2 separate regions of the Mus musculus genome follow, and region 1 is linked to region 2. A link is a loop called in an ENCODE intact Hi-C map of the cell type or tissue named here. Cell type or tissue: heart. All regions are shown on one strand. Region 1 overlaps Vps35l (VPS35 endosomal protein sorting factor like). Region 2 holds the start of Gprc5b (G protein-coupled receptor, family C, group 5, member B).

Region 1 (5,000 bases), 180 kb before region 2:
GGAGTGAATAGTCAGAGCAAAGGTGTGGAGAAGTAGGGTTGATTACAGGTGTGTTTGGCCACCAGCAGAGTGTGCTGAGACCCTGACGGATGGTGGCTTTCAAGTCTGCAGGATACTGTGAGTGTGCCTCTGGTTCTGCCACTTTGGGAAATAGATGACCTTGGACAGGTTGGCCTTTTTGTGTGTATCCATGTCCAAAGCAGAGCTGATGGCAGGGTTCCATTGAAGCAGAGAGGAAAGGAAGTCGTATCCCGAGAGCTGGGAGCTCTGGGCTGCTGGCACAGGGTAGCTGCAGAGTTGGAATCTTAGCAGTCTCTACAACCACGGGGTAACGTGGCACTGAGTGTAGCTGAAGCACTGACAGCACAAGGCTTTGGGAGTTTTGATGGCCCAACCCTCTCTAGGTGTTTGTCTCTTTTCTCCTCCTCCCCACTTTGTCTCCCCTGTTCCTCCCTTGACTGGCTCCGTCTCTGTGTCAGGCCACTCTATCTCAATGATCTTGCGATGTACTCTTGCCCTGGCTGGCTTCAAACTCATTATCCTCCTGCCTCAGCCAGTAATGTGCTGGAATTATAAGCATATGCCTTCACACCCAACCTTTTGGGTTGATTTCTCACAGGCAAAACCTTGGCTCTGCGGGAAAGCAGGTGTTCATTTCAAGATGGCTGAATTGGGCTTGAGATCAGAGAATGCGCAACTCAGTGCGACAGATCGAGAAAGCCAGTGAGGCCCAGGGCTGTGAGCAGAGCCAGCTTGTTGTCATCGCTAGTGACAGTGTCTCTCCTCTTCTCAGAGCTCTCTGCCCTTCTTGTAGTTTTATTTTTACTTTTAAATTGTCCTTTATTCTTGAGGAGTTCATATAAGTATACAATGAAACAATCATATCAGCCCTCTATTTCCTTCCCCTTCAGCCCCTCCATGCCCCCCACGGCATGTTCCTCTTCCAACTTCATGTCTTTGTTTGTAATAGCCTGGGTCCAGTTAGTGCTGCCCGTGTGTGGATAGCTTTGAGGACACCCACTGGAGCATGGCAAACCTGTCATGTTCTATCTGGAAGACAGCATTTCTCAGTAATCCTCCCCATACAGTCTTTTTTTTTTTTTTTAATTTTTTATATGTTCAGCCTACTATCCTCTGTTTTTTCCTTCTTTATGAATCTTGATATTTATGGGAGACTTTATTACAGTGTATTTTGATGATAGCAATAACCCTCAGCCAACACCTCACAGATCCACCCTTGTGCCAGCTAACTTTATGCCCTCTCGTTTCTCGTTGTTTTATTAAACCTATCAAGTTTAGTTTGTGCTGCCCATATACTCATGGATTGTGGCCATCCACCGAGTGCTGTTGACCTTCTGTATTGCATTCCCTCCTCCCGAGGCTCAGAGATCCTTGTGGAAGAGAGGGACAGGGTGTAAGAAATAGTGTAAGTCAGAGGGGACGGAGGATCCAGGGAAGTGTTTCCCAGACACAACAGGGCAGTTGTACATGAATTCAGAGTGTCCGAGGCAGTGCTCACAGTACAGTGTGATGGCTTAGGAAATAACAGTAGTAGGCTATACCTTGGGGCCTGTGACCTCCCAGCCATGGACTTTGACCACAGTTGCTAGAAGCGTGGACATGGCAGTGCACTTACCCAGTGTTGGCAAGCCTGTCAACTAGTGCAGTTCCTGGGAAATCAGTCTGGAGGGTTCTCAAGGAGCTAGACCTGCCAAATGACCCAGCAGTTTAGCTCTTGGGATATAGAGCCTACCTACTACAGAGAGACTCTCATATCCATATTCACTGAGGCCTTGCAATGTGGTTTTGATGTAATGGAAGAGAGAGAGTGGGTGGCCTAACCAAAACCCACTAGTCCGTAAACTAAGTTCAAAATACAATGTTAAAAAAATTTCAATAAAATTTTCTTGTGGGAGTGGATAGCAGCACTGCTCCCAAATTTGTGTCACTTAACGGACCTCACAGTGCAAGGCATGGGACACTCCCTAGGAGAGACTGTTCAGGGAGGCCCCAGAGGTCTCTAAAGCCACACAGGCTCACCAGTGCTCCCGCTGCCCATGTAACTTCATGGTAAGGCTGTTGCTGGAGACACCTCACTGGCTGTGGATACAGAGAAACTGATCTCAAACTGACCTGGAGCCTTCCTCTCTGCTGACTAGCTTCCATAGTGCTAGAAGGATCTATGTAGGCTGCTGTAGGAGAAAAGACCTCAATGGTCTTACTTTCCACTGCACTGCGCATGCTGCAGTACTGACTGGCTATGGGTGCAGCTATGGCTGCTGTGGGTAGATTTGAGGCCTGCTCCACAGAAGGGGGTTTCTGTTAGTTAAATTTGTTGTTTGACAATCTGATGCATGAACACGGTGTATTCTGCTTTCTCTCACCCCACCTGCTCTCATTCCCTTCTTTTTTTTTTTTTTTAAGATTTATTTAGTTATTATATGTAAGTACACTGTAGCTGTCTTCAAATACCCCAGAAGAGGGCATCAGATCTCATTACAGATGGTTGTGAGCCACTATGTGGTTGCTGGGCTTTGAACTCACGACCTTCAGAAGAGCAGTCAGCGCTCTTGACCGATGAGCCATCTCTCCAGCCCTCATTCCCTTCTTATAACTTTCACTTTTTTCAGTGTACTTTTAAAGAATGTCAGTGCCAGAGCTTAGTTCATATGCTATGTCTCTGGTAAGCCGTCTTCAGTTCCCGCCCTCTGATCTCTGAAGACGACAAAGCAAGGCCAGCTCAGTCCTCAGCCTGTCTCTGATCCTCACCCTCTCTTATTGCTTCCCAACCTTTGTTACTAACTAGCAAGTAGGTCCTTGCTGCCCTGCCTGCAGATCGCCAAGCCACAAGGCCTTACTCTCAGTGTGCTGTGGTAGCAGGGCTTCTGGCACAGTGTCCACCTCACCCGTGTCCTGAAGGTGCTTCACAGATGAGTGGGAACTGCATGGAAACAGGAGTGGATGGTTCTTTTTTATAGAATCGCGGGCTGGCCTCTTACTCACTTGGTAGCTGAGGATGACCTTGAACGTCTGACCCTCCTGCCTGCCCAGTGCTGAGACTGTAGGCATAGGCTGCCACACCCAATCCATGAGGTGCTAAGGATTGAGCTCCGGGATTTGGGTATGCCTGGATCACTCTACCAACCTAACTGCATCTCTAGCCCCAGATTGCAAGACAGTGGTAGAAGAGCCAGGCACGATAGCCCGAACCTGTGACCCCAGGACTTCACAAGCTGAGGCCTGAGGGAATCCTGGTTCAGGCTAGCCTGGGCGGCAGAATAAGCCCCATTGAGAAAGGACAGTAAAGACCAATGGTAGCAGACCTCTCAGAGCGAGAGCATAAATCGTGACCAGTGGCCTCTGTGAGGCAGACAGCCCCACCCAAGCCTTCTGTAAGGGACTTAGTTTTTCATTTATAGTGAAATAAAGCGCAGTGGGGCCTAGCATATGCTTCAGCCTGAGGGCATATTGGTTGGAGCTGCTGTGCAGGTCAGCAGGAGGAACCTGAAGAAGCGTAGAGCAGACCCCACGGCAGGGCTACTGCTGGGAGCTGGTGGCTTCTTTGCTCAGGGACAGGCGGCAGCTGGACACACAGTAGGTGGGTTTCTGCATTCCCCTCTCTAGAAGGTGAGAAGCCACTTTTGAAGGAGAAAACTGCTTCTTGTCTGTCACTCGCTGGGCTTTCAGCATCGGTGTGGAGTGCCGCAGTTGTAACTCTTGTGAGGAAAGCCTTGATTGCAGTGGATGTGACTGTGTCCCCAACCCTGAGGACTCTGGTCAGAGCTGGAGCAGTTCCCAGGTGGGCAATGTTATGAAGCCACAGGGAGTGTGGGGACTAGGGAATAAAGTTACTGATGGAACCTCAGAGAGGCACAAGTGAGTCTCCACTCCAGCCATGGCCTCCATCCTCTTGCTGGCCTTTCTTGCTCATTTTTCATATGCAAAACATTGCACCAGAAATGAAGATGCGCATAGAGCCCCTGCTGTAGTGAGGGAGAGCCAGTCTGTTGACTGTTAGTTCATAGGGCAGTTTGTAAAAAAATGTCTTTCACTGTGTACCCGAGGACTCTTGGAGCAGAAGGGAATGAGTTGTCTGAGAAGAGCCAAAAAGCTTCACAAAACAGATGCACTGGGAACCTGAGAGGGCCGGGTGCTCACCGTGTCCTGGAGGCCATCCTAGAGACTGAACGCCTGACACAGAAAAGGCCTGGAGGCCAGAAGCAGGATAGTCCCTTCGAAGGGGTGGGAAGATGGAATTTAGAAGATAGGCCGAGTCCTTACTGTAGAGAGTGCCAGACTCCCAGCAAACAGCTCATGTTGTTCTCTCTGCATTACTAGGTTGCATAGGTTGTCTTCGTTTTATAGGTGAGAAGGAAGCTTGTGGTTTGCACATGACATCTGCTACGTGGCTTCGTCTTTCATGGAGGCTCGAAAGCACTGCTATTAAGAGCAGTCCCCTCATAACAACACATACTTTCCTTCCAAATCCGAAACGCATGTGGTACTAAATGCCTGTCATCATAGACTGCCTGTTTGATACACTTGTGAAAAACCCTCCATATGTGTGTTTATATGGTGTATGTGCGGTGCAAATGCATACATATCATGGTGTGTGGTGTGCATATGAGGTCAAAGGACATTTTTTTTTTTCAAGACAGGGTTTCTCTGTATAGCCCTGGCTGTCCTGGAACTCACTCTGTAGACCAGGCTGGCCTCGAACTCAGAAATCCGCCTGCCTCTGCCTCCCGAGTGCTGGGATTAAAGGTGTGCGCCACCATGCCCAGCTGACATTCTTGTTTTGAAGCAGGGTCTTTTGCCAACTACCATAGAAGCACTGGCTGGGCTATCCTGCTGGGCTTTGCACCGGGGCTAGAGAGATGACCTCAGGTCTTTAGACCTCATAAACCAGCACTTTATCTAAGGTTTCATTTCCCCAGGCCTGGGTGGCTGTTGTTGTTTGGGTTTTGTTTGGTTTGGTTTTTTTGGAGACTGTCACAGTA
Region 2 (5,000 bases):
GGGGTAGATAAGAAATGTCTAGAAGCGGGAGGCGGATCTTTAAAAATCCAAGCCACTCCTTCAACTAGCTCGCCTGGCACTCTGAGGCTTAAAGCAGTGCCCAAGACTGACTCCATAGCCCAGATTCCCTGCGCCACAGCATCCCTGCAAGCAGAGAGAAGGGAGCTGCTGTCTCTGTCTCCTTGTAGAGGTCAACGAAGCTTTTACAATCACACCCTGGTGAGCTCCAGAACCTTCCAAGAGTTCAGGGGTCCCGACGGAATAAATTCTAAATATCTTTCCGTGACTCCAAAGACCAGATCTGTCCAGAGCCTCCTGCCTCCTCTCTAGCTCTAAATCCGCCCACACACTCTGGCTACAATGACCTTTGTGTCCCTTTCACCAAGTCTATTCCCATCTCCAACCTTCTCCAGCCTGGATGCCCTCCCCCCCCCCACCCCCCTCAAGTCGCTCTCTCAGTGGAGGACCCCTCTTGCTGGGTCCACTCTTAAATGCCATTCCCCACAAGTCCTGGTCACTTTATTTTCCAGGCAGCCCTGTCCCAGCAGGTGTAGTAGGTATTTGCTCACTTAGAGAGTTTCTTCCTCTACTTCTCTGCGCACTTCCATGGCCCCCCCTCCAGTCTGGACCTTTTCATTTTACACAAGATATTTCCTTTAGCACTCGGATATGTGTTCACCACATGTGTTAAAAACCAACCAACCAACAACCCAGTAAACATTAGAGTCTATCTTTATAAAGAAAGCCCTCTTCTTGGCTGCCTGGGCCCCAAACTTTAACTCCTTCCCATCCCATCTTCCCCTCTTGCGACCCAGCTGACCCTTTTTAGACTTAGAAGCGAGAGGATCAGGGAAACAGTGTTCACAGCCCAGATAGAAAACTAGCCCAGAGGAGGGTTTCCAACCAACAGATGCCAATTTGCATTCTATTTACATGTAATTTGCATGCAGTTTAACTCCAAGTGCGGTTATTCCCAAAGCTCTGAGTGCCCACCAAAGAAACTTAGGAAATAACGTTCTCAAGTGCTTTGTCTACGGGGTGTGCTTAGCCTCTTCTGCATCCTCTTGTCTTTGTGGGGACCCCCGGAGCTTTCTGGACGCTGCTCAGGTGCCCCCACCCCGGCGCAGTCCGGCGGCCGATGCGGCGCGTGTGCTTGGGGGCCCCAGGCAGGGACGATGGTGCCCGCCACACTCCCGGGGCCTTTGTCCCTCTTCCAAAGAGCCGCCCCCTTGGCGAACAGAAGAAGAAGGGGGTAACTGGCTAGGCCGAGCTAGAACAGGGGGATGAACACTCTGATCTGGGGGCGTCCTCTGGAGCAAGGTCGGTGGGCCGATCCAAAACTGTTTAATCAGCTACCGCCGGCCAAGGAGGGGTGCTGGATCCTCATCTGTGCTCATCTCTCCCACCAGGTCCATGAAATGTGTGGGGTCCTTTGGGGCTTCGAGCCCCAGTCCCCTAGGAAGAGGGGACGTTGCACTGGGTAGTCCTTACCCCTAGCCTGGCTGCTTTCCTCAGAGGCCCAAGTGCCCTCGCCTGGGATAGAAATTCTTCCGCTTCACCATAAGCAGCCGCCCCTAGATTGCCAGCCCACTATTTGTCCCCCAGCTTCAGATTCCCTCCCTGTGGTGCCCACCCTCTCGCGCCTTTTTCCAAGAGTGCGTGGCCACTGCGGGCTGCAAGCTGGGTTCCCCAGACCCTGCGGCAGGTGAGATTTCAGGTCTCCAAAGGCCGGCCCCTGCCTCAGGCCATGTAGTGCTTAGTTCAGGACCAGCACCCTGGCTGTCCTCGCACCCCACCAACCGCCAGGCCCCCTGGAACCTGCAGGCGACGTCCCTCACAGGGGTCACTAGCACAGGGCCAGATTCCCCTTTATTCCCAGACGCTTGTAGTCTGTCCTCACCCCGGACCATAGTCAGAGCCTTAGTTCGTGGATTCCCCCACCAGATAAAGGTCCCCAAACCACTGCCCTCGGTCGGTCCAATGCGGCTCCTCTCCCGCCGCACTGTGGCACCCCTCACTCGAACCCCACGGCTTCTGCAGATGTACCCCAAGGAGGAGGAGGAGGGGGAGAAGGGAGAACAGAAAAAGCACGAGCCAGGATCCGCTCCGGATCTTTCCAAAATCACGGCGGGAAAAGTTTCTGGGGTCCCTACGGCGCCCTCCCCGTGCCCGCGCTGGCTGGTACTCACCGACCCTCGCGTCCCCGCAGCGCCGACGCTCCTGCTGGCCCTGGGCCCAAGTCACATCTCTGCAGCGCGCCCGCGGCCCCCGCTCCGCGCACGCCCGCCAGCCGAGCCCGCCTCACTGCATCGCCCTTCCGAGCTGCGGCCGCGCGAGGCGCCCCCTGGCCCGGCCCGCGCTGCAGCAGCCGCGGCCCCGCCTCTCCGTTAGGCCCCGCCCCAGCAAGCCCCGCCCCTGCCGGGTCTGCAGCTCTGCTCACCACCAGGACCAGAGCCACAGCTTGCTCGCATCCCCAGGCGCCTTCCTGGCTTGCTCGGAGCGCTAAGACGGCTTTCTCACCCAAAACTCCTGGTGCCCCAAATTCGAGGACATCTCCTCCTCCCTATTAAGAGTCCAGACGCACAGTTGCTCAGATTGATCTGTAGAAACATCCTCAGCCACATAGGACGCAATATTCCTACGAGGATCCTAGAGGGGCACTCCCCTCACACACCGGCAGCAGGTCTTGGACAAGGTTCTACTGCATGCGTTCTAAAGTCACCAAAGCCTCGCTGTGATGCACTTAGGAAGGTCCCCGATGAGCACATTCCCTGCCCTCTTCCACCCTGCTCCAGCCCGTCCTTTCCTCTTTAAGCACACTGAACCCAGCACCGATATCTTTGGCTATCCCAAACGTGACCATCACCGAGGTGACCTCCTCACGATGGTCCGTGTACAAGATCACCACCATCTCTTACACATCATTCACATAGGCACACACCCGCCACTCTCTTGGGCACACATACCTAGAGAGACCAGATTCTGGCTGTGCGCTGCACTGACGCTCAGGGCACAGATACCTCCAGTGACCACAGGGCAGGCATCGGACATACATGCTGGAGGAGTCTGGGACATCGCTCACCTGGCTGTCTGAGGTCAGCATCATCTAGGCTAGGCTTAGGGAGACTGCGCTTCGGCATCCCCTGCAGCGAGCTGTCAGTCTCGGGTTGTTCCTTACCTTTTCTTAGTCCCTGAAAGTCCTTTTCTCTCTTTCTTCAAGTTAGTTTTCTCCAGGGTCAGGCCACATAGAGCTTGGCTATGCGTCTCTGTGAATACACACACACACACACACACACACACACACACACACACACACACACACATATGTATATTTTAAGGACACATGTAAGGGACGTGCTCCTATGACACAGCCCTTCCCCATGTTAGCGACATTGTCCCGGCGCCAGAAACAGGGCTTGGTACACAGTAGGCGTTTGTTAAATGTTTTGCAGGACAAGGTCTTCCCAAGCTAGTACTGGTCAGACCGAAGAACTGGAACGTGGATGTGCACTGTCCCCTGGTGGTAGTTTGTGGAATTGACACCGACAGCTTTTAAACGTTTGCCTTCCTGGTCTTCAGGACCTCAACTGTGTAACCCAGACTGTTTTAATATGTGACCACTGGTGTACACCTGGAATACATTGTAAAGTTCTCCGCACAGGCATCTGGCCTTTGAAAGTTCCGTTCAGTGTTGGGTGAGAAACACCTGGCTCCATGTCCCAGAGGTCTAACTACTGCCATTTACAGAGTCAGAGCATCACAGAGAAGTTTCAAGTCCCTAGAGAGATGGCTGGGTGTGCAGGCTTGGAAAGAACTGCTCTGGGGACACTGGGATCTCCCAAGGGTGACATCTCTCTAGCGAGTCACTAACTCATGTGCTCACACGCTCAACCTAGGTCAGGCTGACCAAACAAATAAACTCCCAAACCAAGTATTTTCCCTGGTTCAACTTGTCACCTCAAAAATGATAAGGGCTGGGGGCTTTCCAGTGACACACAGTCTGTGGGACGTTGTCCATTGGTGTCTCCCACCAGACTGGAACTCAGTACCATCCAATTGGTTCTATTCAACCCTTGAGCACTTTCCCATAGACTACTACCATTGTGCAACTAAATGTTGTTGCTAGCGGTTATAAATGCACAGTGCATCTTATGTTCAAAAACATGCCTTGGGGGTTGGGAGCTATATCTTGATAGCAGAGTCCTTGCCTAGTCGTGCAAGAAAGCAATGGGTTTGATCCCCAACTCTTCATAAACCATGTGTGACAGCGTACAGCTCTAATCTCAGCTCCCAGGAGACAGAAGCAGGAGGGTCTGAAATTTAAAGTCATCCTTAGTTACATAGAGGCCAGTTAGACTTGTCTCAGGGTTTGGGGGATCCATGGGTCACATTTGTCCTTGTCCCATGTTCATCCCATCTCCTGCCCATGAGGAGGGCATGTCTCTCCAAGTATTTGTTGAACAAAAGGATAATTAAATTCCCATGTAAGAATGGCTATCTTGTGCCGGGCCTTTGAGCATGCTCTTTCCTCTGCAAACAAGGGGATTATCTCCCAGATGGGTGTGCTGCTCACGGCTATCCATCCCTGACTTTATTCATGGCATTTATGGAATTGTCTGTATCCCGAGTGTGACAAACAAAGGCTTGGAAAGCAGGTGTGTGTGTGTGTGTGTGTGTGTGTTTCTAGAAGTCTAAGGGGGTGGTTGGGGCAGAGGCAGGACTCAAATCTGGTTGGTTATATCTCACTCCCTTGCAAGTGATATGTCTGGAAACACTCCACGGAAAAGTGTCTAGAAGGTGGGGGTGGGGCAGCTGCCCGAGAGATCTTTTCATCGCCTTTTGTGATGAATGAGAACATCCTCAATAGACTCATGGGCATGCTCCTTTGGAGGTGGTGGTGGTTGGAGGAGGTTATGGAGCCTGATGGGGGACAATGTCACTAGGGGGCAGATCTGGAAGTTTATAGCCTCACCCTGCTTCCAGCCTGTTCCATCTGCTTC

The links. Hi-C counts contacts between places; a loop is a spot of excess contacts. Peaks named below come from ENCODE experiments on the same cell type or tissue, not always from the same donor. Only the 100,000 strongest peaks of a DNase experiment are listed, where the experiment ranks them.
Region 1: it touches region 2 in a loop (3-fold over the local background); 1 of 42 quality-filtered maps calls a loop at or near these places.

The regions. Positions count from the first base shown.
Region 1 is chr7:118,814,873-118,819,872 of GRCm38, forward strand. The region is part of intron 26 of Vps35l (VPS35 endosomal protein sorting factor like); the gene reads left to right. Among named protein-coding and RNA genes, the nearest start is that of Gm26147, 15 kb to the right of the region's middle. In heart, no CTCF peak of the experiment used is centred here; no DNase peak of the experiment used is centred here.
Region 2 is chr7:118,992,851-118,997,850 of GRCm38, forward strand. Gprc5b (G protein-coupled receptor, family C, group 5, member B) reads right to left here and starts at 2,361. Exons shown (of 4, transcript NM_022420.2): 1 at 2,190-2,361. In heart, CTCF peaks have their summits at 2,342 and 2,541; DNase peaks (open chromatin) are centred at 1,401, 2,391 and 3,461; H3K4me3 peaks cover 2,811 bases; H3K27ac peaks cover 1,676 bases; H3K27me3 peaks cover 1,428 bases.